Regions from separate parts of the Homo sapiens genome. Here region 2 is linked to region 1. A link is an interaction called in ENCODE POLR2A ChIA-PET data of the cell type or tissue named here. Cell type or tissue: PC-9. All regions are shown on one strand. Links, peaks and the distances in the headings refer to the core of each region. The heading gives the core; the rest is flanking DNA.

Region 1 (10,481 bases), core at 2,545-7,544:
GGGAATTACAATTTGAGATGAGATTTGAGTGGGAACACAGCCAAACTATATCACAGAGTACTTGGTCAAGGTCAGGAGGCTTATATGAGGCAGAGGGCACCCAGGAACACAAGCGTCTGATTTCAAAGCCCATCTCTAAACTAAAACACAAACTTTTCCCTACAAAGGGCCTGGGAGGAAAAAGTGGCTTTGCAGGTCACATGTGGTCTCTGTCACCTATTCTTTCATTTTTTACAACACTTGAAATGTGAGAAAACCATTCCTGGCTCTCCAGCAGTGCAAAAACAAGAGCGGTGGCATGGTTTCCAACCCCGGCTCTGAACCACCAGGCTCAGCACTTTCCAAACTAAGTTACCTCTTCTCAAAACCCCGCACAGCACAAGGAAGAAGGCACTTCTATTTTACAGATGAGGAAACAGAAGCTCAGAAAGGTGAAATCACTTGTCTGTGGTCATGGAGAGCCAGACAGACATGATCCGGGCACCCTTTTCATTCTGTGCAACATGTCTTCATTCCCACTTTTGACACATTCTTAAATCCCTGCTTTAAATGCAGCATTCATGGCCAGACACAGTGGTTCATGCCTGTAATCCCAACACTTTAGGAGGCCAAGGCAGGAGGACGGCTTGAGCCCAGGAGTTTCCGACCAGCCCACACAACACAGCGAGACCTCAACAAATCTCTACAAAAAATTAAACAATTAGCTGGGTATGGTGGCTTGTCTGTAGTCTCAGCTACTCAGGAGGCTGAGGTGTGAGGATTACTTGAGCCCAGGAGGTTGAGGCTGCAGTGAGCCAAGATTGATTGTGCCATGGCACTCCAGACTGGGCAACAGAGTGAGATGCTGTCTCAGAAAAGAAAAATGCAGCATCCACAATTCCTCAAAGAATTAAACACAGAATTACCGTATGATGTAGCAACTCCACTTCTGGGTTTATACTCAAAAGAATTGAAAGCAGAGATTCAAAGAGACAATCACACATCCATTTCATAGCAGCACTATTCACAGCAGTCCAAAGGTGGAAGCAGCCAGGTGTCCACTGACAAATAAGCAGATACACAAAATATGGTCTGTCCATACAACAGAATATTCGTCAGCCTTAAGGAAGAAAATCTTGACCCATGCTCCGACATGGATGAACCCTGAGGACATTATGCTGAGTGAAAAAGCCAGACAGAAAAGAACAATAATGTCTGATTCCAGTTATATAAAGTCCCCGGAGTAGTCAAATCCATAGAGACAGGAAGTAGAAGGGTGGGTGCCAGGGCTTGGGGAGGGGGAATGGGGAGTGAGTGCTTCGTGGAGTGACAGTTTCAGTTTAGGAAAATGAAAAGGTTCTGGAGGTGGATGATGGTGATGGTTGCAAAACAATGCAAATGTCCTTAATACCGATGAACTGTACACTTAATAATGGTTAAGATGGTAAATCTCATGTTAGATATTTTATCACAATAGTTTTTTAAAAGCAACATTTATGGGAGGAATAATTCCCCAACCCCTGAACACCTGAGCGAATGTCCATCCGTGTGTCATCAACTTGTCCAGGGTGACAAGGGCCAGGCAGCAGCCAGGCCTACGAGGGAGGGAGTGGGGGGAGCCAAGGTCCGGGAGACGGAGGCTCACTCCCGCCCCAGATGACAGACCCCTCGCATCACACACCAGGCTGACTCCTCCACACCCAGGCGTGAGAGGTGGGGAGGGGAAACACCCTGCCAGCGAGAGACCCGCCTGCCCAACTCCCCCCACCCCACCATGCCCCCGCCCAGCCTGGCTCTGCAGCTGTAGTCCTAAGCTGGGCCACTCTGCCCGTGGCCCCTTCAGTGCCTTGGCCTCGAGGAAGCCCCACGTGTTGGGAAGTTGTGGCAGGCAGGGCCTGCAACCTGCAAAACTCCCAGCTTCTCGCAGGACATGGCTGCGGTGGGGACTTTCCCAAAGACCCAGGTGAATTCAGCTGACAGGGCCAACCTGTTTGTCTTTATGATCCCAGTGTTGTCACAGGCCCAGGACTGCCTGTCCAGGCCCAGGGAGGAGTCGCTTGGCCCCAGAATAGCCCCTGCAGGAGGTGAGCAATTACCTGGGCAAACAAAGAGAGTGCAGGTGTGCCAGGCGACTCACACACCTGACCTCAAACAGACACCACAGAGTTCAGGGGGCCACCCACTTATTGGAAAACTACATTATATTCATAGTGATCACTACTATTTATTGAGGTCTTATTATGCGCCATCCACTGTGCCTAAGTATTTTGCTTGTAATAATTCATTAATTCTCACAGCCACCCATGAAGAAAGCACTTTCACCCCCACCTTCCAGGTCAGGAAGCTGTTCCGAAAGGTCAAGTCACTGGCCTGGTGTCACTCAGTAAATTGAGATGTCCACTCCGTGGCCCCCTCTCTGTCCCTAGCACATTGATTAACCTCTGCTTTTCAAGGGTGGATTGGATTTTGGAGATTGACAAGTGCTGGCAGAGCCAAGGGAATGAAGTGATCCAGCCAGAGGCTACGCTCTGAGTTCCGCAGCAGGTGCAGCTCTCCAGCAATGAGCCCAAAGCCCGGCCATGTGGGTCCTAAGCTCACCCTGGAGGCAAAAATCCAATGGAGAGTCTCCAGCCATTCCAGTCGGGTTCTCTGGGGTCTGTCCGTCTCTGCTGTTGGGCTGAGCGGTGCAGAGGACTCAGGGGTGCCCTCAGGACAATGCAATCCCAAGAAGGCTGTCCCCCTCACACACACACAAACACAAACACAAACACACAAACACACAGCATGTGCAGCATGCCGGGTACACACAGGTCAAAGCCAAGCCGAGGGTGGTGGGGGGAGGGTGGGCTTGTATAGCCTTCAACACCCACCTCAAAAGCCACAGAGCATGCAAAGGACCAGACACAAGGAAAACCCCCTCCCGCCAGGCACCTTCCAGAAGGCACAGGTCAGGCAGATGGTGATGGCAGAGGAATGTATCAGGGGAAGCTGAGGTATAAAGGACCTTCAACAAGTTTGGTGACAAGGGAAGAGGACAAAGTGGGACTGTGCTAGCGAAGCATGTTGATGAGAGGAGTTTTTAAGGGTGGAAAGTTCTGAGCAGCCATGAGGGTGGAGGAGGAGGTCAGTGACGAAAATGCTGTATGTGAATTGTATCCACAAATGATATGTCCCAGTCCTAAACCCGGTGCCTGTGAATGAGACCTTATATGGAAAGAGGGTCTTAGAAACGAATCAAGTTAAGATGCGGTCATGATGGGTTAGGGTGGGCCCTAAGTCCCATAACACTGGTGTCCCTGTAGGAGGGAAGTTTGGACACAGACCTGAGTAGAGGGAGGATGAAGTGAGGAGGCACACAGAAGCGGGCGGGCCAAGGCCAACGTGGGGATGTAGTGATGCAGCCACCAGCCACGGAAGCCCAGGACCACGGGCCACTGACAGACATGGGAGAGACGCAAGGAACTGTCCTTCCCCAGAGCCTTCAGACGGAACACAGCCCCACACACACCTTGATTTCAGATGTCTGGTCTCCAGAACCATGAGAAAAAAAAATCTGTTGTTGAATTCACCCAGTTTGTAAAATTTGTGGCACCAGCCATGGGACACTCATGCAGAGGGTGACCTGCTTGGCTCCAATTTCTCAGAGTTGGGCACAAAATCAGCCACAACCCTGTGGTTGTGTCTGTTCTGAGCACAGGGATGCAGCCCACCCCTTCCTTTCCGCACTCTTCCCTGGGACAGCAGGGATCTGAGGAATTCCTCTAGGGGCCTGGCTGCAGGAGGTCCCCGCTCCAAAGCCCAAAGGAGGCAGGTGGGAGTAAGTGAACAGGACGGGAAACGCCGAGCAGGAACCTGCATAGTACGGGGGAGCCCCCAGGCCTGCCTACCGTCTCAACACCAGCATTTGGATTCCACTAGGAAGGAAAACAAGAAGACTGAAAAAGACAGAGAGGAGCAGGAGAGTGTGCAAGGGACAGTCTCTGTCTTCCACATTGGCTGTTTGCCAGAGCATGGCCTGTTGGCACCCCTCGCTTGTTCATAGGTGGCTGACAACATAGCCATAAATCCACCTGTGCCAGTCCATGAATGGACAAAGGGCGAGAGATGACCCTGCTTCAGCCACAGAGGCCAGTGCTCAGACTCCAGCCAGCTGGAGGCCCCCAGGCAGGCGAATGGGCTTGGGTTTCTAAGACCAACACAGAAATGCCCAGGTACACTGTGCTGCTTTTCTCTGGAGAAGAGAGAACGTCCCTTTCACCAAGTTATTATTTCTTCCTTTTAAAATTTGATTGTTATAACATTGTTTTAATAGTCAAGTAGTGCTGCAAGGCTTGTGATAATAAACAGTTGTTATCACTGCACCTCTTCCCACCTCCAGCTCCCTCCCCTGTGAGTCATCGGCCTTCAAGTCTCTCAGCTGTTTCTCTTGACCTTGACCTTCACACTTCCAACATGATTACAGTACTATTCCTTTCGGTTTTATCTCACTTACACCACCACCTCCCACACACTCCCACCTATTCCACCTACCCAGCATCTTCACAACTTACACAGTTACACAATTCGCAACCTTTGGCCAAGTCAATATTTAGTTCTGATATTACTATGACCACCATAAATGTTGTCACAACTAAACCACTTAGGGAACTAGGATGGTCTTTTCTTTTTAGTACAACTTTTTGATTTTCCTGGGGTTAACAATTGCCTCATTTTTTCATAAACTTAATTTTTTTGTCTACTACTTACCAATTATCCCCCCCCCAATTTTCTGATAGACCTATAAAAGTCCTCTCAACAAAGTCAAACATACTAAGTAATCATTCTTTTGTTGTTGCTTTGTTGTTGTTTGTCCTTCCCCTTGGAGACATCCCCTCCAGAGCTCTCTGTCCTATTTGTATCTGGGCTGGCTGACCTCTTGGCTTGTGGCACAGCTCCCCCTTGAAAGTTCCCTTCAACTTCAGTGAGAATTCCTTCGTATTTTTCTGGTGCTAAATCTAATGTGTCCTGTGCCTCACATCTTTCTCTTTTGGGGTTTACTTCCTTGTGCAAGTGACACCCATACCACAGGAACTTGCTGAGAAAGAATGCATGTGAGGTTCAATGATTTCATCTTGCATACCTTCAAACATCTTTGTTCTACCCTTACATTTGATTTTTCATTTATTATTTGAAAATGTGGCTTGCCTTTTCAGTAAGGAAATTCATGTCCTGCAGGTCGGTATTGTTTTGTTTTGTCTTTTGGCATCTTTCTCCTCTTTCTGCTCGCTCTGAGTGCCAACTCCAGAGCTGGTCTGGCTCAATTTCTCTATAGTGTGCACTTCCTGAGTTCTCTTCAGTGAGGTGGATGAGTCATCTAGCCAGGTGGATAACGAGGAAGTCTCAGGGACTAAGTGTCTCTGACAATACATTCAGCCACTACTACAGTATGAAGCCAGCCCCTCATCCCCACCTTCAGAGACCCCTGGTGCCTCAGATTCCTCGGCCATTCTGGAGCTGCTGTGCCCGAGGCTTGTGTAGTTGGAGATCATTTTGGCAGTCAGTGCTGCTTCAGCTTTCACTGTTCTGCTGTGCCAGCACATCACCAGGGATCACCTTTGGCTGCATGAACCAGAACCCCATTCCAGGGCTCAACCAAACAGCACTTTAATTTTCTTACCCAAGCAAGCAGTCCTGGCTTGTACAGCCTCCCCAGGATGTCACCAGGACCCCAAGCTCCTTCTATCTTGCTGCTCTGCCATCCTGTGTCACTTTCTTCCTCATGGAGGCTTCCTGGTCACAGGACACCCACTCCACCTCCAGTCTCTTGTTCACAATCCAAGGAGATGGAAGGAAAGAAATGATGAGGAACCAGGGTGGCTGCAATGTCAGCAACAGTATTTCCCAGGATCTCTAGCAGATTTTTTTTGGGGGGTGGTTTGTTTGTTTGTTTGTTGGGGTTTTTTGTTTTGTTTTGTTTTGTGACAGAGGCAGGGTCTCACTCTGTCACCCAGGCTGGCTGGAGTGCAATGGTGCAATCCTGGCTCACTGCAGCCTCGACCTCCCAGGCTCAAGCAATCCTCCCATCTCAGCCTCCTGAGTAGCTGGGACTGCAGACACGCACCACCAAACCTGGCTAAATTTGTTTATTTTTTTATAGAGACAGGTTTCACTATGTTGCCCAGGCTGGTCTTGAACTCCTTGGCTCAAGCAATCCAAGCTGGTGAGAACGTGGAGCCAGTGAAGCTCACACAAGTCACCAACGAGAATGCAAGATGCAATAGCCACTTTGGAAAATAGGTGGGCAGTTTCTTATAAAGTTAAACAGATACTTAATGAATGACCCAGCAATCCTAATCCTGGATATTTACCCAAAAAGTAAAAACTAGTGATCAGGGCAGGCACAGTGGCTCACGCCTGTAATCCCAGCACTTTGGGAAGCTGAGGTGGGCGGATCTCTTGAGGTCAGGAGTTCAAGACCAGCCTGGCCAATGTGGCAAAACCCCGACTCTACTAAAAATACAAAAATTAGCCGGGTGTGGTGGTGTACACCTGTAGTCACAGCTACTCGGGAGGCTGAGAGAGGAAAATTGCTTGAACCTAGGAGGCGGAGGTTGCAGTGAGCCAAGATCATGCCATAGCACCCCAGCCTGGGCAACAGAGCAAGACTCTGTCTCAAAAACATAAACAAAACAAAAACAAACACAAACAAACAAAGCCTAGAGATCACAGAAAAACCTGGAGACAAATGTTTCTGGCTGCTCATTCATAATCGTTCCAAACTGGAGACAACCCAAATATCCATCAGCTGGGACGTGGATAAGCAAACTGTGGGGAACCCTAACAGCAGATATTATTGTTCAGCAACAAAAAGGAACCATCTACTGACACTTACAGCGACATGGATGAATCTCAGACGTGTTACGCTGAGTGAAAGATGCCAGACACCAAAAGCCACACGCTGAGATCCCATGGAGAGGACATTCTGGAAAAGGCAAAACTGTAGAGACAGGGAACAAATTGGTGGTTGCAGGGGCTGAGAGTGGGAGCTGGGAACTGGCTGCCAAGGAGTGTGGGGGTGGTTTGGGGGTGATATAGATGTGGTCTATGTTTGGCTATGGTGGTGGTTACACAACTGTGACCACTTCGTCAAACTCATAGAACTTTGTCAAAACTCGTAGAACTGTACACTAAAACAATGAGTTTTACCGTATGTTGATTATATAACTCTATCTTTTTTTTTTAATAGGGTCTCATTCTATTGCTTGTCACCCAGCTCAAGCAATCCTCCCACCCCAGACTTCCTGGTAGCTAGGACCTACAGGCGTGTGCCACTATGCCCAGCTAGTTTTAATTTTTTTGTAGAGATGAGGTCTTGCTATGTTGTCCAGACTGGTCTCAAACTCCTGGCCTCAAATGATCCTCTCACCTCAGCCTCCTAAATTGCTGGAATTACAGGCATGAGCCACCTCGCCAGCCTATATCTCAATAAGCCTGACTTTTAAAAGGTTTCAGGCTGGATGCAGTGGCTCACAAGACCAGCCTGCACAACATGGGGAGACCCCATATCCAGAAAATGTTTTTAAACTATTAGCCGGGCGTGGTGGTATGCACCTGTAGACCCAGCTACTGGAGAGGCTAAGGCAAGAGGATCACATGAGCCCAGGGTTTTCAGGCCACAGTGAGCCATGATCATGCAACTACACTCCAGCCTGGATGACAGAGCAAGACCCCATCTCTAAAAAATAAAGGGAAAATAAAATTGTAAAAGGTTTCAATCAACAAACTTGTGGAATACTGAATACCACACCGCTATTTATTGACACCCTGATCATGTGGGTTTAGTCAAGGCCCTGAAAAGTCCTGCAGTTCATTTAACCAAGAGTATTATCCTTCAAGCTTTTTTCCAAGTGACAACAAAAAGGAACCATCTTGATGTACTGGCAAGCATCAAGCAAGATGATCTGGAATGTCTCCCTCCGCACAAATAGTCTGTGACTGTAAAGTGGTTTGGGCCAATGGCCTCCCTGAAGGAGGCTCTGGGAAGTGGGAATCAGACCTTGTGTTTAGGTTTCTTTGCGGAGAGCCGCCTCCTCTCCTCGTTCACGTGCTGACTCAGGTCTTCTCCAGCCCAGGAAACATGGAGGGAGGGAGCAGACCACATGTATGTCCACACCCTTAGAAAACAGTGGCTCCCACAAAGGGAGAGAGGCTGAGCCCCAGTCCTGTGGATGGTTGCTGCCCAGCCCTGGGAGGCTGGTGGCAGACACGCCCTGGGAGGCTGGTGGCAGCCAAGGGACCAGACCCTCTCAGCCCGTGGCCCCGCCATCAAGGCTGTCACTGGTGTGTCACTTCCTCATGGGCTAAGCACTGCTCATCCATTTCTAGTTTGGCCTTCACAAGTGCCCCTTGAGGCAGTGTGGCGTCATGTCCATGTGTCATGACATGTGGCAAAGCCGCTCACCACCGACCAACAGGCCTCCCAGGAGTCAGGAGTCCAGTACCAGATGGGGCAGAACCATCCTTCCCAAGGTCTGGGCCATCTGTCCTTCGAGTCCGAGCAGCGCAGGGCCCAAACCCTCGAGTCACTTCCCATTTCCACACCCTTCCAGGTGTTTAGGGAGACAGCTACAACTCAGCCCCCGGGGAAGCACTCACCAGGAACTCCAGCAGGAAAGGAGGGCGGCCAGCCAGCGTGTGGGTGCCTTCTCCTCCAGCTCCACTAGCAGCAAATCATGCTGGCCTTGTCCCTCCCTCTGCCTCACCCCCAGCCTCCTGCTGCCCGGTCCAGATGCTAAAAATAGCCCCAACCTGCATTCAGAATCCAGCACATCATACCTTCCACAGCAGGCATCTGCACCGTTGACAGTGGAGGCCACTGTGACTCCACCACCTCCCCAACACAGCCTTCCACCAGCCATGGCAGAGGGAGCTTGCAAAACCAGAGGGTGGGTGCAAGAACTCACGCCCTCTCCAAACGCTTTCCAGAGGTAGGCCAGGCGGCCAATGGTTGCACCTGAGGCCCAGGAGAGGAACTGACCTCACTGGCTTTGTAAACGCCATGATATTCAAGTTCTCACGTTTCCTATTTCTGAGCAAGCCAAATCAATGTCAACATACATGAAATACATCTATGAATGTGGTCTACAAAGAGATTCTTTATTTTGCAAGACAAGTCCATAGCAAGCAAATCTTTTGAGTCCTGAAAATATATTGTTTTTCAAAATTCCGAGTGACGTGCAACTATTTCATAAACTGGAGCACATGATCGGGTGTACTATTACCCCTTCCTCTAGGTGGTATTTCAAAGGGTACGTATTTCCCCCACCCTTCATGAATTAACTCCTTGTTTTACTTTCCTAGGGCGGCAGTCACAAGATACCACAGACTGGGTGGCTGAAAACACAGAAATGCGTTCTTTGGCAGTTCTGGAAGCTATCATGGAATCCTGAAATCAAGGTGTGTCCCGGATGTCTCCAGGGAGAACCGTTCCAGGCCTCTCCCTGCTCCTGGTGTCAGCTGGCACTGCCAGGCTTCCTGGCCTCTCCCTGCTCCTGGTGTCAGCTGGCACTGCCAGGCGTCCCTCGGCTTGTAAGGGCGTCACTCCCGTTGCAGGCCGTCTTCTCCTTGCCCCTTTACTTCACCTTCCCTCAGTGTGTGTCTATGTCTGTATCCAAATTTCTCCTTTTTGAAAGGACACCAGTCATGCTGCACTAGGGTCCCTGCTAATGACCTCATTTTAATCAGTTACTCTGTAAAGGTCTTATCTCCAAGCACGGTCACATTCTAGGGGACTGGGAATCAGGACCCCAACATACCTGTTTTGGGGGGACACAATTCAACCCTAACACTCCCATTTTCTAATAGAAGAGGAGAGGGGAGGGAAGGAGGGAAGGGGGAAGGGGCCGGAGACCTCGGCAGGAGGGAGGGAGAAGCCAGCCTGCCGCCCTGCGCGCACCGGCTGTGTTTCTGTGCGTTGTGCTTTTGTTCTGCATGCTGGGCGGGCGGAACAGGGTGCTGGCATCCAGGCTCACCCAGAGGGGAGGGGGACCTGCAGGGGGAGGGGAGCACTCAGGGGATCAGGGGAGGAGAGTGTGGGCCAGGTGACCTGCCAGGCGAGAGAAAATCGGGGAATCCGCACAGCATTTTCAGACAGCCTGACAGCAGCCGCTCGCTCCCCTCTGAGCCCCAGCCCCCAGCAAGCGGGCCTCTGGCCCCAGGTCTGGGAGCGGCGTGGAAGTAGACCTTGGCTCTCCCTCCCCGGCAGCACCCCACCTCCCTTTGTCTCTCCAGCCAGAGGTGGGCCTGTGGGGATGCTAATCTCAGAGCCACCTCTCCATCTAAGGTTGCTAGAAATTCGGCAAACAAAAGATAGATTTAGAGAACAAAAAAATTTAAAAAAAATAATATGGCCGGTTAAATGTGAGTTTCAATTTCCAATAAATAAATGTTGCCTGGGATATGCTTATATCAAAAACTTACGTGTCACTTACCTAGCATTTGCATTTCACTGGGCCTCCTAAATT
Region 2 (10,481 bases), core at 3,741-8,740, 200 kb before region 1:
CAGGCATTTCCTCATTCACACAAGCTTGTACATCGCATTAACTCATTTCTGAAAGGAGCAAGACGTAAAGTAGATGGCGAGAGACAATGCTGTTTAGCGAATGCTTGCTCCTGTCATTTAAAGGACCGGGATGATGGCTCTCAATTCTGGAAAGCCAGCCACCATGAGCACTTGGGGAAATTTTCCTTTAAGTGTGAAAGAGCAACAGTGGGTGGCACTCAGGCTCCATTCCTGGCTGGCAGGGAGCTCTTCCTTCAATACAGACAGTGTCACCCACTTGAATCTCACAATGGCACACAGCTGTCCTCGCACTGTTTTGGTCCATCCTGGACTGAGAGCTGAGTCAGCCCATGAGTCACCTGCCTGGCCACCATGCAGCAGGACGATGCTGTGGCATCGTATCCGCATCCCATGACATGATGAAGTTACTGCCAAAACAAGAATCTTTTCTCCTAGTTTCTCTCCTCTGGAGATCTCAGGACACGTTTACTGGAGACTTACTTTCCAAACAACCAAGCCAACGCGAATGAAGTTAGGCTTGTAGACACTGACTCCCACCCAAGATCCAGGGGTATTCTCTGCAATGAAGTCTCCACTGACCTCACCGTGCACCATTGTGCACACACCTTCTCCTTCTCGAAGCCCCCACCTGTGACTGGTACGGTTCGAGTTGCTGGAGGTGTGAGAGGGAACAGACAGCCTCAGACTCAGTGCCCCTTCTTCAAAATCCAGACAGCACCACCACCACCATCCACGGACACATCCCAGCCAATGACCAAATCATCAAAAAGAGCCCTTTATGCCAAAATAACCGCACTAATATCACATTATACAACGAGATGTTCTATCCTCCTAAGGATAGAATGCATGACTAAATGAGTTAGCCAACAGTGGATTTCAGTGGCTGTTCAGCAGAAACTTGTTTATGTATAATCAGGTAAATTGCATACACAATGATTGGCACAAGAGTTCTACTGAGAGAGAAAGGTTGAGCGAGAAACAGAAAGATCACCTTAGGAGAGGTATTGCCTGCATCATCCAAGTTTCTTTTCCTGTGAATGACTCATTGTCCCAAAGAGATTACAAACTTTTTAGGGCAGATATCAGGTCTGGTTCTCTCTCTTTCTGTTTGTTTTTTAAATCTCACTTTGTAGCTTACAAAGACAGTATTTAAATGTTTTTATGGAGTTCTTACCACCTGTACCCCAAAAACTATTGGGGAAAAATTAATAAGCATGTTTGGCAAAGTTGAGGGATACAAGATCAATATAAAAATCTATGTGTTTTTATATACCAACAACAGACGATCGGAAATGTAAATTTGAAATACAATGCAATTTGCAGGAAAAAATATATATTTTTTGAGTTCCAAAGGCCAAATGAGTAAGATGAAATTTAGCAGAGGGCGATAAGATGCCCACACCCAGACAACACCAGCAGCCCAAGTCAGGACAGTGGGTGACCTCCCAGGAGTCCAGGTGCCTCAAGCTGAGTGCAACCTGGCATGACAGGCAGGCAGGCGGCAGAGGCCCTCAGGTCACTCCAGGCGGAGACTTCAACACCACACACAAGCCACTGGCTGAGGCTTAAAGAACTTGTCCAAGTCAATCTGTAAAATGGGGATGATACAGAAATAGGGTTGTTGCAGGGATTAAGTGAGAAAGCAAGGCCGTAGCTCAGTGCCCAACCCATGGTGAGCACTCAATAATAACATAATGATGGCAGATAAGGTTTATCTTCCAACACGTAAGAGCCGGCTATGTGGAAAAGGAATTCAGTTTATTCTGCATACATCCAAAGGACAATACCAGAATCATGATCAGAATTTCCAGAAGAGCAGGCTTGGATTCTATCTGGGGAAATCAAGGTTCCAACAATTAGAAAGTTCACATATGGCCTGGAGCTACCTTAGAATGTACCGAATTCCTCAAACCTAAAAATGTATGTTTCAAGACTGGAGGATCATTTCTCCAACATATTCCAGAACAGAATTAGGCTTGAGCATCAAGACCAGACATAGTGATCTTTCATATTACTCCCAACTCCTTATAAATGCATCATCACCAGTGAACTTGAAAATGTCAGCAAATTCTCTGTTATCAGTATCTTGCACAAAGAACTCCAAGCCCATCGTCCCTAGAAAGCATGGTCTCCCATGACCCCTGGGCTATACTGCAGTGGGGTCAGGCTGAGTGCCCCGCCAGGACAGCCCCTTGGAAAGCAATGGCCTTAAAGGGAATTTGACACTGCATTGTGCACCTCGTACAAACAAGCAATAATAAAAAGCCTCAGCTTAGTTCCATCTGCCAAGTCAGACCTCGCTTGAAAATATTTTTCTAACAAATCCAATTGTCACAACCTCTCATTCTGAGTCCCACTTGACAGCCCCGATTTTTCCACCTAGTCTGCCCTTGAGTGAACTTCCAGACTTCTGCTGCCACAACCACAAGCCAAGGTGCCCTTCAAACACTTCCTGCTTTCTTACCACAACTCTGTGCCCTAAACTCCTCCTGCCCTCCTGCCATGGATGCCCAATGGCTCAGCGCCATCCACACATAGATGTCAGAGCCCTCACCTCCCTCTCCCAGACTCACCTCCAGGAGGATGAAAAGCCTGTCTTCGAGTTTCCTGCCCTCTCAAACTTCACTCTGTTTACAACAAAAGTAACCACCCACACCCCTGCCAGAAAACCAGCCTCGACTCCCAACCAGCGCATTTCCACTCATTCAGTTCCTCTCTCCTGACCATTGCTCAGCAACCAGGAATAACCAAGTCCCAGATCAGGCTCTGCCTCCTCCTGGAGCCCAGCCTCTGTTCTAGGTCATGCTGAAGAGCTGCCTGTGTGCTCAACCAAGCTGCTACCCTGTCACAGATCCCCCTTTTGCTCCTCCTTGGGTGTCCACAGGCTCGGTGGGGCCAAGGTGGTCAATGGCCATGGGGACATCATAAGCCCCCTTCTTCACACCCAGGCCCATACCCCTGGTGCTTGCAAGTCAGGGCTTCCCAAATCACCCTTAGGGCCAGGAGGGGCCCCACAAAGGCTGACTCCATACAGGCCTCAGCTCTCAGGTACATAATGCTCCTGCACCCCAATCCTGAGGCCACGCAGTGCATCCCATATTGGAGGATCCCCTGGCAGGTGTCCTGGAAAGTAAGGAGGGGCGGGGAAGAGTAGCAAAGGCCTGGTGACTGTGGGATGAGGGACACTCAGGGAGTGCAGAGCAGGAGGGACCAGAGAGCAGAAATGCACCTGGGCCTTCAATGCTCCTGGGCTCTCTGGTTCCCCACAGGGAGCTCTCCCTGCCCTCACTCTCCCCACTAGCAAGGCCACTTTCCAAGTCTTCAGCAACCAAAACTGAACAAGCACTCCATTGACCATTCACCTTTCCTTTCTACCTCAATGTCCAAGGCTTAGATCTGATCAGTGCTCCCCAAACCCAGAATTTTCAAGAGGGCTTAGAAAAATAAATAAATAAATAAGATGCCTGGGCCCCATTCTCAGAGTCTGATGTAATAATTGGGACCAAGGCAATGATCCCATATTATTACGAAGATCCCCTAGGGAATCTTGCCGCAGATTCAGGTGGAAAAGGGTAAGAGTTATCAGCCAGACTTTTGGTTTACATTTCCTGGTAGGGGGACAACACACTCGGATGATGATGATCGTGGTGGTGGTGGTTACTGGCATAAGGTACTGCACGCATCTACCTTTTCACCTACAGGACATTTGCACCAGCGTCTTGTCACTCAATGCCCCCATGGCCTAGGAGGTCAGCCCTCCGCAGGCCCCCTTTCAGAGTTCCAGGCACTCTGGCCATGTCATACTGCTAGAGGGAGCAGCACGGAGCCCAGGTAGGGCTGTGGGCAGGGGCTGGGCTCTTTCAGGTCGGGGAGAACCAGAGCCTGGCCCAGGAACAAGCCCTTTTCAATCAGGATTCCGGGCGCCTTGTTTCCAGCTTCCTTCCCTCCTTTCCTCCACTTGCTGGTAACATTCCAACATCCTGGAGGGAGAACCCAGGGAAGGATCAAAAGGAATCCGTACTGTGCCGATTGTCACTAAAGCCCCTTCTAAGCATCCTGTGTCTCCAACTCAGAGCCCGACACTGGAAGCACTGACCTATGGAGCCAGACAGGCCATGTTTATCCCCAGTTCTGCCCCTTACAGGTTACAAGATCTTGGACAAGCTTCCCAACCTCTCTTCCCCAGTTTCCTTACAATTGAGTTAAGTACATTATAAAGGGTTTGCAATGATGCCTGGCTGAAAAAAGTGCCACATCAATGTCTGTGGTTATTATTATAATGCCAGTGCAGCCAAATATACTCCTACAATTAAGGTGACTTGAGTTCAAGATAGAGTGGCCAACGGTGCCAGGCAGGCCAGCACCTAGCAACCTGGGAGGCCCTGCCTGAGGCTCCAGCAACAGCACAAGCTTGTTGTTAGAAGGTTGTCCTTGGCTGGTGGGAATAAGGGAAGCTGCTGGGGACCAAACAAATGTCCAAGCAGAGAACAAAAGCCCAGCCAGCTCACCAGCTGATAATTAAAAATAACCAGAGGCCGAGGTGTAGATGGCCATCTCCAGGCAGAGGTCTCAGCCCGTAGGTTGCACCCCGAACTCTCCAGCCTAGTGTGTCCTTACCCGAGGGTGTTGCTAGGTTTCATTCTAACCTCACCTGTCCAGTAGTTCTGTAGCGGAGCAGGGCAGGTCCTACTTCTTCAAAAGCACTCAGTAAAGGTGGGGAAGTCCTGAGCAACCTCCAGTGACTTTCTGGGGGAGCTCCCGGTTACCTAGCCCACCAGGTCCTCCCTTCACAGCAGCAGCTCAGGAGCCAGGACTGACTTAGCTACTTGCGTCCCCAAGGCCCTTTGCGCTGGTAAACTCTCCCTGCCACACTCCCAACCCCCATCCTTCCTTCAGGGGAGGCTGGCTGCATCCCCACTTCCTGGAGTACCTTCCCAGATCTCCTGGGACAGGTCAACAAACTTAGTCTCACTTTAGGTTTTCCAAATGCCTTGTAACTGGGCTGCGTAGCCTTTGTAATTTTCCATGATTCGGGAGGTTCTCGCGGCTGGGAGCTCCGTGAGGTCAGGCATTGCCTTGGGCGCGATGCGCTCATCTTTCCCGCGGGACCACTGCACAGGTTCGCACGGAGGGAAGGGCTGCGCAGCCTCGAAGGCGAGCCCTGGGTGCTCCCTGCCCACAGGGCTCACCTCGGGCCGCCGTGCTATCCTTTCCTTCCCAAACAAGCCACCAGGATTCCTCGTGATTAGGGCTGCCACCAGGGCGTTCTGAACAGGATTCAGGGCCACCGCGCTGTGCTCTACGGCGGAGCGGGCGAAGGCCCTCCTCTGCCACAAGCGCTCAGGGCTCTCGGCGCACAAACTTTCTGGACATGGGGCAGTTTTTCAGCTGGACCCGTGCTCGAGCAGAGCGCCCACTGCCAGACTGGAGCACTTGACCACTCAGGGTGCCACTGTGCCGAGCCGGGCAGGACAGGATGAGGTGGACCGAAGCGCCCAGGTGCCCCGCCTTCCCCCCAACCCGGCACGGAGCGCAAGCGGAGGAGCCAGACCGGCTCCTCCCGGGCGGGTTCCTGCCGGTGCCGGGTGTCCAGGAGGCCCCGGCCCTGATCGCCGCCAGCGGGTCGCCGCAACGGGGCCTGAGTCGCGAGCAGTCCCTCCCCGAGACTGACTGGCCGTTCGCACCTCGCCCGGGGGCCCTCCAGCAGCCTGGCCCAGCGGTCCCCGCCGCGCCGGCCGTATCGTTCCCGGCATCTCAGCGAGTTTCCAGTTTCTCCCTACCTCAGTAGGGAACCAAGAAGCAGAAGGAGTTCAGGTAACACTGCGGGACTGCAGAGATTTCCCCCAAACAAAGAAGCCAACCGACAGCACTCCCAGTCCTCCTCCCCAAAGAGAAAAGGCGCACCGGTGCTCCCAGGCGGGGGCCGTGGAGGGCAGGCGGACTAGGAGCCAGCTTTGGGGACCCCGGGGGACTCTCTTCCACCAACTGGCTAGGGACTCGCAGGACCACCTGCCCCAACCTCGCGATGCCAAGCCAACAGGGGCGGCGAGGGCTCTCGGCCGTGCGCAAGGGGTCCCAGGCGCCCAGCACTCTCCCAGCACCCCGGGAGGCGCCCTGCCCGGCTGGCCCCAGCGCTCGACCCTCGGGCGCACTCACCTGCCGCGCCGCGCTCCTCACACCCGCTTTCACCTCCGGGCGGGGCAGGGGGCATCGGCGGGTCCCAGGCGCCCAGGTTCCCCTCCCCAGCCCGGACCCCGAGCCGGGACCCTGGTACCGGCGCCGCTCACCTGCCGCGCTCCAGGCGGCGCTCCCCGCCCCTCGCCCTCCGCCTCCGCCTCCGCCTCCTGCTTAGCTCGCGCCTACTCGGCCCGGCCCGCCCTGGCTCTCGCTTTAATCTCAGGAGGCGGTGTCCCAGGGTCCAGGGCGACACCCCCAAGCGGGTCGCGGGTCACCCTGGGCGGGCGGGGGCGGGGGCGGCGGGAGGAGGCGTTTCCCAAGGGAAGTCCGGGACGGGTTCCCTGCCTGGCTCAACCCCGGCTGCGGAGGGACCCATAAGGGACTCTGGGGCGCTTCCCGGGCCCGGCCACAGCGGCCAACCTGCCCCTCTCCGGTCCGCGGCGCAGCGCTGCCCGAGGGCTCGAGTTTGGGTTAAGGAAGGGGATTCTGGGGAGCGCTCCTGGAGTCCTGGGTGAGCCCCCGGAGCTGCTACCTCACGAGCTCCTGTAGGCGGCCGGCCCCGTCTTGGCCTCCGGGGAACCCACTGTAGCCTCTGGGCAAGGACCCAGGGTAGGCCTTGGGGACTGCTGGCCCAAGCACGAGTGGCGGGGACACAGCGCCGGACGCCCAAGACCCTCCCCAGTCCGCCTAGGCTGGCATTTCTTGGCCCCCACCAGCGTCCGGTGGAAAGTGCTCCCCCGGATGGTCCCAGGTCTCTCGGCACCACCGGCCAGGGCGGGAGTGAGGAAGTGGTGGGACACACCTCAGCCAGGAAGACGTGGCTGTTCCCGGGCACTTGAGAGGTTCTTTCTAATGTTTGCAATTGTGGGGGCTCAGAATTCACCAGAATTTAATAGGACCGTAGACCAGAATTCATCACCCCAAGTAGGACTGGAGGAGACCAGAATCTGCTACCCCAACATAGTCCTCTTTGGCACATTGATGATTTGGAACTGGTTATGTTGAGGAACTGCAGACACCAGAGTACCTCTGAGAAAATGCCCTTTTGTAAAGGAAATTTGCACCTATAAAGGAAATGTTTGTTAGTCAGCAGATCTGTACCAGGAAGAGAGCTGTTCCCGGACAACTTTTATCACCTGGGAAACTTTTATCTGCCTCACACGGCAACCTGCGTTCACCAGACACCTCCTCTCCTCACGCTCCCCTCACTCCTCCACCGCTCCCCAGAAGCCTCAAACCCCCATTTCTTTCTGTCACTCAGAGTGACAGATAAGCCTCAATCATCGGGCTGCTGCACCTTTTTTTTTTCGTGTGTTTTTTTTTCCCCCAGAAGGGGTCTCACTCTGTTGCCCAGGTTGGAGTGCAGTGGCTCAATCATGGCTCATGGCAGCTTCAACCTCCCAGGGCACAAGTAATCCTCCCACCTCAGCCTCCCGAGTAGCTGGGACTAGAGGCGTGTGCCACCACGCCCAGCTAATTTAATTTTTTGTAGAGATGGGGGTCTCCCTATGTTGCCCAGACTGGTCTCCAATCTGGGCTCAAGCGATCCACCTGCCTTGGCCTCCCAAAGTGCTGGGATTACAGGTGTGAGCCCTCGCACTGGACCCCTCACTCACCTGGCCTGTTCTTTAAGTCTCATATTCTTGTGGGATTCCCATCTGTGAGTACATACATTAAAACAGCTTTTCTCCTGTTCATCTATTTGATGCCAATTTAATTTGTAGACTAGCTGAACGAACTAGAAGGGTAGAGGGGAAGCATGTTTTCTCCTCCCCTGCATAATATACAAATCAACATGATTTGCTTTAAAATGAGGTGGAAGCAGAAAAAAGCCCCATTCAGTCCCATCCCAGGCTGCCTTGGCTCACTGCTCCCTTCCTGGGAAGCTCTCCCGGAAGCCTCCTGTGGGGCAGGACTTTCCTAGTAAACCCTTCCCTCTCACTCCCTCCTTTGGCACCTTTTGTGGTCTGCTGGTGGCACCCACAACAGGGATTGTCCCCAATATGCCCCAGCCCTCCCCATCCCCCACACTGCCCTGCGCTCTGCCCCAGTGGGAAACCCTCAAAGACCCTCTCCAGCACATAGGGCAGGTGCAGTTGTCTTTCAGCGGCAACTCACTTATTTCTGTCTTGACAGTGTGTTTGGTGCCTACTAATTCCACCCAGAAACCAGGGAGTAAGTGCTGCCGCAGACTCAGGCCTCTTGGAGTGGTTGTTCATTCACCATTTATTTTTCCTTTTATATTAATAATCAGGGTTCTCCAGAGAAACAGAAACAATAGGAGAAATACAAATATATACACACATATACATATGCACACACATGTATATACACACATCTATATTTCTATATATTATTTATAAATATTATAAATATCTTATATATTATAAATACATATAAATATATACATAAACATGTATTTTATATGCATAATATAATACAGATATGATATATATTATACACAGCTTATATGTAATAAATATTATTTATAATATATATAAAGATTTACTATAAGAAATTGACTCATACAATTATGGAGGGTGAGAAGCTCTACAATCTGCCATCTACAGACTGGAGACCCAGGAAAGCTGGTGTTGTAGCTTTCAAAGTCCTGAGAGCCAGAGAACTAGAGAGCAGATGGAACAGATTCCAGTCCAGGTCTGAAGGCCTGAGAACCAGGAGTGCTGAGGGCAGGAGAGGATCAAAGTCCAGCTCACACAGTCAGGCAGAGAGCAAATTCAACCTTCCTCCCCTTTTCTGTTCTATTCAGGCTCTCAACCGATTGCCCAAATTGAAGGCAATCAGCATTACACAGTCTTTTCAAACATTAATCTCTTCCAAAAACACCCTCACACGCAGACACCCAGAAATAATGTTTAACCAGTTACCTGGGCATCCCATGACCAAGTCAGCTTGACACATAAAATTAACCATGGCTGGATGCAGTGGCTCCCACCTGTAATCCCACCATTTAGAAGGCTGAAGTGGGAGGATCTCTTGAGCCCAGGAGTTTGAGACTAGCCTGGACACCATAGCAAGATCCTGCCTCTACAAAAAGTTTATTAAAAATTAGCCAAGTGTGGTGGTGCGCACCCGTAGCCCAAGGTACTTGGGAGGCTAAAGTGAGAGGATCAGTTGAGCCCAGGAGTTTGAGGCTGCAGTGAGCTTTGATTGTGCCACTGTACTCCAGCTTGTATGACAGAATGTGACCTTAGTTTTATCTAAGCATGAATATATATGCCACCATAAGTTGACCCCTTGTCGACTTCACACCTACACATCTCCTTACACCATACTTTATCTCTAAAGACAATAGCAAAGTAATAATTTTGCCTAATGTGATAAAACTCTTCTGCATACAACCAAAAAATGCACTAAGCCCTTCCCCAGAAGTGGATGTAAAATTCTCCAGTGTTTACACTTCTCCTTGGTATTCCATAACTTAAATACCATAATGTAAAATTAACAATACTTAATACAATGATATAAAGTCAATATGCCTTAAGTTATGTAATAAAGGAATATGAGAGAAAAGACAACAGAGATATATACTGTATATACAAATATGTGCACAAATGTATTTAGAAAAAAATAATGAGAAAATACTCGTGACAATCTAATGCTTTATAACAGGTTGCATGGGCAATAGCTGGTGTTTGTAACTGTCTTCTTCCACTACCCACTCTGCGTTCCCTCTGCCTTCGGGAAGCATGACAGCTGGTCATGGTTCTTAACCTGATGGAGTGATACAAACCTTCATTCCTCAAGGGTCTGGGCCATTAATAGCCCTGCCTGGATTGTGTTGTAGTTTTCCATTGACCTTAATCACAAGCATGGTAAAACTAAAAGATGCCCTAAGGAATCGTTGTATTCCAGACACACTCTTCCTTACCTTCCTGGTGGAGTAGAAGTAGTCTATAGCTTCTCCTTGGTAGTCCAGATGGGTCTCCCCAGCCAATGCATAACTCTCTCTTTGCCTTTTGATTCAGAGGCATGTGGAGCTCAGCGTGGCCAGGTGGCAGTCGTAAATTCTAGTTTAATTGAATCATTGTTGTGTCTCCTGGTGGCAGCATTCCTCCCTCCGGAACTAAGACCTCTAGGTCAGCAGAGCGTAAAGTCACAGAAACAGCAAGCGAAAATTTTGCTAGTGGGCCACTTGGAGTAATAGTGCGTGGTGCCACTCCCATTTCCACCCCTTGATTCCTGGACCAGTGAATCCTGGCTATGGGAGAAACAGCACCGCATATTGGATGCTGATTTGGAGCATACACAGCTTTCTGGAG

The links. Peaks named below come from ENCODE experiments on the same cell type or tissue, not always from the same donor. Only the 100,000 strongest peaks of a DNase experiment are listed, where the experiment ranks them.
Region 2: POLR2A ChIA-PET joins it to region 1 with 8 read pairs; 2 of 35 experiments call an interaction of 5 or more read pairs at or near these places.

The regions. Positions count from the first base shown.
Region 1 is chr21:41,702,368-41,712,848 of GRCh38, forward strand. LINC00479 (long intergenic non-protein coding RNA 479) reads right to left here. Exons shown (of 6, transcript NR_027272.1): 6 at 9,153-10,481. Among named protein-coding and RNA genes, the nearest start is that of LINC00479, 8.2 kb to the right of the region's middle. RefSeq lists a silencer at 4,302-4,596. In PC-9, for the core only: no CTCF peak of the experiment used is centred there; DNase peaks (open chromatin) are centred at 4,434, 5,014 and 5,334; H3K4me3 peaks cover 553 bases; H3K27ac peaks cover 4,425 bases.
Region 2 is chr21:41,501,773-41,512,253 of GRCh38, forward strand. TMPRSS2 (transmembrane serine protease 2) reads right to left here and starts at 6,386. Exons shown (of 14, transcript NM_005656.4): 1 at 6,309-6,386. RefSeq lists a promoter at 5,483-6,876, an enhancer at 6,356-7,363, cis regulatory regions at 6,478-6,504, 8,675-8,680 and silencers at 8,644-8,737, 9,651-9,710. In PC-9, for the core only: no CTCF peak of the experiment used is centred there; a DNase peak (open chromatin) is centred at 6,419; H3K4me3 peaks cover 2,335 bases.